Regions from separate parts of the Mus musculus genome. Here region 2 is linked to region 1. The links are chromatin contacts, found by POLR2A ChIA-PET in ENCODE. All regions are on one chromosome and are shown on one strand. Each heading gives the region's core, a stretch centred on a gene start or an enhancer-like site at or near the end of the contact. The rest is flanking DNA. Distances are from core to core; before and after follow the strand shown.

Evidence for each region. ChIA-PET counts read pairs that join two places held with the same protein, here RNA polymerase II (POLR2A).
Region 2: POLR2A ChIA-PET joins it to region 1 with 80 read pairs in Patski. The contact joins the enhancer-like site here to the promoter of Fscn1 in region 1. POLR2A ChIA-PET finds 5 or more read pairs at or near these places in 2 of 5 experiments (Patski and embryonic stem cell).

Annotation. Positions count from the first base shown.
Region 1 is chr5:142,958,945-142,961,728 of GRCm38, forward strand. Fscn1 (fascin actin-bundling protein 1) reads left to right here and starts at 1,411. Exons shown (of 5, transcript NM_007984.2): 1 at 1,411-2,336. The coding sequence starts at 1,505.
Region 2 is chr5:143,054,284-143,057,232 of GRCm38, forward strand. The region is part of intron 13 of Rnf216 (ring finger protein 216); the gene reads right to left. It overlaps Gm43380 (a long non-coding RNA gene), which reads left to right. Exons shown (of 3, transcript XR_003955828.1): 2 at 1-2,247. Among named protein-coding and RNA genes, the nearest start is that of Gm43380, 17 kb to the left of the region's middle. Within about 2 kb of position 1,533, at least 1 of the 3 ENCODE cell types and tissues checked has a DNase peak (open chromatin) inside an H3K27ac peak, as active enhancers do.

The sequences.
Region 1 (2,784 bases), core at 161-2,660:
TCCTCCTGTCCCTGCTTCTCAAGTTCTGGAATTACAAGTGTGACTCACTGTACCCAGGAATATGTGTCTTTATTACAGAGGAAGGAGAGCTCAGAGAGTGAGAGTAACCTGTGCAAAGTCCCACAGCAGGAGAGGATGGCTGGCTATCGGCCGCGAACTTGGTGACCTTTCCTGTGACCTCTAAGGGAGGAACTAGATGTCCCAGCAAGGATTCTAGGGACTTGTCAGGACTGACCTTTGATGATGGGAAAGCCATGCCATCTCCCCTTCCCCTTTGATGGTCGCTGGAGGGGTTTGCCTGGGACAGAGATGCGTTTGGACACAGATCACCGTGAAGACTGGTCAGTTTCAGTACCCTGCCCAGCCTGTGGCTGGGAAGGGCCAGGGGCCCAGATCTTGTGGGCAGCCTGGGGTAGGGCCAGCATTCCAGGGGCCTGCCTGGCATGTGGGGAATGTCCCAGGAGAAGTCTCAGTCCTCCAGAAACTCAAAGGGAAGTGTTCTTACGTGGGGTGGTGTGTGGTGGGAGGTGGGAGGTGGTGTTTGTGGGAATGTCCCTCTGGTCTGGAACCCTGAGGGGCTGCAGTTAGGAGGTACATTGGGGCTGTGCCATTCTAGGGAGCTGACCTGCTTTTCTGATGTCTTCATAAACAGAGACCACTATTCCTGCCTTACCTACCCTGCTTCCTGGTAGACCAGCACCCCGGGGCTTGAGCATCACCACAGTAGGGACTTTTGTGGGCCACTGACTTGGGCCACAGTTACCACAATTTATTTAGAGTCAGCAAGGTGGCTGTACTCTATGCTGACCCGGGAATAGAAATCTCGGTTTCTGCTCAGGAGGCCCAGGCTACAAGGCCTTGAAAAACCCTGAGGCGGGCGGGGCAGGTAGGGCTCTGCATGCGCCTCTCTAGAAATTAACCTCCTTTCTACCCCAGACCCTTCTGGCGTCTCTGGCTTCTTCAAGGACCGGCTCTAAGGCTACTTCCTGGTACACCCTGGACCCTCCCTCCATCCTGAAGGGATCATTATCTTAAACCTGGTCCTTCCCATCGACTGGGTTTGGGGGTAGGGGTGTTTCAGGATGGCCTCAGAGAGCAGGAGAAAGTTGGAGATCAGCCAACTACTGCAGAGCACGACTGTGGAGGAACAGTTAAATGGACTAGCAAACACGAACGGGCCAGAGGCAGAAGGACTGCTATGAGTTCGAGTCCAGCCTGAGCCACACAGATACTTCAAGCCTAGTCTGAGTTACAGAGTGAAACCCGGTCTTAAACCCCAGAAAAACACTCCGGGGAAGCGCAGGGGACCGGGCGCGCGCTGCAGAGCCCCCTCCCCGGCAGGCCCGGGTAGGGGCGTGGCCACGGTGACGTCATCCTCCTATAAAACCCTGGGCGCCGCCGGGCTGGCTTTGTGGAGAACTGCAGCGGGCTAAGCCGTGTTGAACAAAGGAGGTCGGGCACAGCTATCCAAGCTCCCGGGGCCACCGGGCCGCCCTCCGCCACCATGACCGCCAACGGCACGGCAGAGGCTGTGCAGATTCAGTTCGGGCTCATCAGCTGCGGCAACAAGTACCTGACAGCCGAGGCGTTCGGGTTCAAGGTGAACGCATCCGCTAGTAGCTTGAAAAAGAAGCAGATCTGGACGCTGGAGCAACCTCCCGATGAGGCGGGCAGCGCGGCCGTGTGTCTGCGCAGCCACCTGGGTCGCTACCTGGCCGCCGACAAGGACGGCAACGTGACCTGCGAGCGCGAGGTGCCCGACGGCGACTGCCGCTTTCTCGTCGTGGCGCACGACGACGGCCGCTGGTCGCTGCAGTCCGAGGCTCACCGGCGCTACTTTGGCGGCACCGAGGACCGCCTGTCCTGCTTCGCGCAGAGCGTGTCGCCGGCCGAGAAGTGGAGCGTGCACATCGCCATGCACCCGCAGGTTAACATCTACAGCGTTACCCGCAAGCGCTACGCGCATCTGAGCGCGCGGCCGGCCGACGAGATCGCGGTAGACCGCGACGTGCCTTGGGGCGTCGACTCGCTCATCACCTTGGCCTTCCAGGACCAACGCTACAGTGTGCAGACGTCCGACCACCGCTTCCTGCGCCACGACGGGCGCCTTGTGGCACGGCCGGAGCCCGCCACGGGCTTCACGCTGGAGTTCCGCTCCGGCAAGGTGGCCTTTCGCGACTGCGAAGGTCGCTACCTGGCTCCGTCCGGGCCCAGCGGCACCCTCAAGGCTGGCAAGGCCACCAAGGTGGGCAAAGATGAGCTCTTCGCCCTGGAACAGAGCTGCGCTCAGGTGGTGCTGCAGGCGGCCAACGAGAGGAACGTGTCCACGCGCCAGGGTGAGTTGGGGACATGTCCCCTCCCTTGGGTCCTGACCCAGTGCACAAAAGCATCTCTGCACTCCTTCTATTTCCCTATTTCCTCCTGGGCTCCCTTTAGGCTCACAGGCCTCTGGGCTCCGCCATGAGGAGGTGGGCTTCTATTTTGAAAGATCTGATCTCACCAGATAGCCTTGGCTATCCTGGAACTCGCTATGTAGACTGGGCTGGCCCCGAACTCGCAGAAATCTTCCTTCCTGTCTCTTGTGCTGGGAATAAAGGCATGTACCACCCCTCTGTTCAGGACGTAGGCTTCTTCTGCTGGGAGAAGGTGACGTGGGGAAGTGGGTAAGGCCTAACACATTCTAAAGCAATACTGTCCACCACCACCCCCCCCCCCCCCGGCTGGGGGCGTGGGACTCCATAGACCTAGCTTAGATCTTCTCCGTTTCCTCTTCCTTCCCAGTCT
Region 2 (2,949 bases), core at 283-2,782, 95 kb after region 1:
AAGTATACAAACATTTTTGACAACTGCATTTTCTGTCTTTTGAGTTTTCTTAAAACAGGAAAGTCCTTTAGCTCTAAGACTGAATGAAGGCTGGAAAGTCAGCAGTAAAGAGCACTAGCTGTTCTTGCTGAAGACCCAGGTTGGATTTCCAGTATAGACACAGCAGCTTATAACCACTGGTAATGCCATGCCCTCTTCTAGCTTCCATGGTCGCCGCACATACACAGTGCACAGACATTCATACAGGCAAAATATCCACATACATAAAAATCAATTCTTAAAAAAAATTAAAAAGATCAGAATGATCTGGTGACAAATGTAATCTTTTTGTTAAAAACAAAGGCTGTGTATATACTTTTTCTCTTGACCCTCAGGACTCCCTCTTATGGAGGGATGCACACAACCGATGTCTGTCTAGCCCTCCAAACCAGCTTTATGCATGCCAGCAAACATCCCTCTCATCCCATTTGAGATCCCTATGCAGAGAACTCACCTATGGTGGTGCCTGCTTGTGACCTCAGCACTTAGGAGGTCTTCCTATCATAGCAAACCAAAATGACCTGATAGATACTAGTATGCTGTGCTCACCACCCTACTCCTTGTTCTCTCCCTTAGAGTGTACTCAAGGCAGCCACACGGTGGCCACACCTGACCTTCCAACCACTTAGTAATCACACCTCTAATACTTACAACCTATTTACTTGTTTACTTGCGATCCAGTTACTTTTATGATAAACACAGAAGTGAACAGCCTGACACACTGTATGGTCTGTAAAACCTAAAATATTTACTCTCTTGCTTCTTGTAGGAAGTTGGCTGCCTCCTACCTACCATATGCCATAGAATTAATATACCTAGCTGTTCTCTGTTCATAACTATCCCAGGAGAAAATGCACAGTTCCCTCCTCCCTTCACCCACTTTTTCTTGACAAGGTCATTATGCAGCCAGGTTGGGCTCAAACTCTCCCTGCCTCTAACTCCTCAGTGCTGGGATTTCAGGTGTGTATCACTAACTCTTGAAAATGGAGGGCCTCAAGCCGGGCATGGTGGCTCACGCCTTTAATCCCAGCACTCGGGAGGCAGAGGCAGGCGGATTTCTAAGTTCGAGGCCAACCTGGTCTACAAAGTGAGTTCCAGGACAGCCAGGGCTATACAGAGAAATCCTGTCTCGAAAAACCAAAAAAAAAAAAAAAACAAAACAAAACAAAAAAAAAACCCAAAACCAAAACCAAAACAAAAAAAAAAAACCCAAAACCAAAACCAAAACCAAAAAACAAAAACAACAACAACAAAAAAAAAACCCCAAAAAACAAAAGAGAAAATGGAGGGCCTTAAGAATAAAATTAAACTTGGAAAGAATTAAGGATGAAGAAGCCAAGCTTCAAGAGGGAACTTTAGAGAGAGCAACCACCTCTTCAGAATGTTACTTCTTCTTTGTAGAGGAAGTAAGAAGGGAACTGTGGGTTTTGATAAGAGGAAATTCCCCTCTGCTCTGTGGGAGCTATTCCTTGTGTTTGTGTTTTTCTAAGGTTAGGCAAGACTGCTCGGAGCGTACCGTAACCAAATTAGGAAACAAGCTGGCTGATATCTCTTAAGTGGTCAACACATGGTCAGGATGTGCAGGCATGCAGGCAGTGATGGATGGGGAGGGAGTATCAGTACCAGAAGGAAATAGTATTTGCTTGAGAAATCAAGCTTTAAAATTAGACTTAATCAGAATTAATACTTTTTCTTGCTGTGGGTGAAAAAAAAAAAAAAAAAGGTGGGGGTGTCCCAAAAGGCTAGGTGTGGTAGCAGAGACTTACAATCTCATTACTCAAGTGGAGGAGCAGCACAGAGCACACAAGCTTGAGGCCAGCCTGGGGTATATAGCGAGATGGGGAGGGAGTGGAGACAAGACAGGGAGCAAACAATGCTTCCAAAAGTTTCTAGAAGCAAACCACATGGGACCAATGAAATGTGCCACCCATCCTCTTGTGCATCCCCAGGGCAGCACAGGTCTTGGCATAAGCCAGAAGTTATCTATCAAATTAATCAGCAATTTAACAGCTCAAAAGTGTCAAGAGCTGGCTTATGCAAAGCCTCAGGTTTGGGCTAGTGAGAAAAAGGAATTGAGAAAAGTCTTAAAGAGAAAACAAATGACCAAGCTCTGTGAACCTTCCATTTTCAGGTACCCATCCATCTGCTCCACTTGCCAGAACATCGTGAGCTTCAAGGTAGTCTTACTGCTTTGAGAACAGGGTCTAGGTATGTGATACTTTACTCCACAAAGCTTGCCTCTTCAATGACTCTCTCGTTCAGGAATGACTTGTGATTCATTTCTGAATGGGAGCCAGTTGAATACAGACCCAGCCAGAACTATTTGGGTAATAACGTGCAACTTTGGAGAGCCTTGCTTTCCTCCCAAATTTCTGGATCAGCAAGATTCTTGGCTGACCTTTATTCACTTAAGAATGTGTTCTACTCAGTTCCAGCTTCCGCTATGAAACCAGTCAGAATGGAGATTTAAAAGACAAAGCCAACTGCAGTTCTTTATAAGAAACCCCTGTGCTGGCTGAGGCAGCCTTTTTTTTTTTTTAACACAGTCTTATGAAAGCTACATTTTTTTTAAAGATTTATTTATTATTTACTATATGTAAGTACACTGTAGCTGTCTTTAGACACTCCAGAAAGGGGAGTCAGATCTCGTTACAGATGGTTGTGAGCCACCATGTGGTTGCTGGGATTTGAACTCCGGACCTTCGGAAGAGCAATCGGGTGCTCTTACCTGCTGAGGCATCTCACCAGCCCTTTTTGACACTTTCTTAGCTTACCTTAAGTCTTCTGGCTGGGGAGCATAGAGCAGAAACTTCACAACAACTATTTCAAAAGTACTCTATTAAAGGTACTGGATTCCTCTGGAGCTACAGCTGGAGATGTTTGTGAGCTGCCTGACTTGGGTGTTGGGAA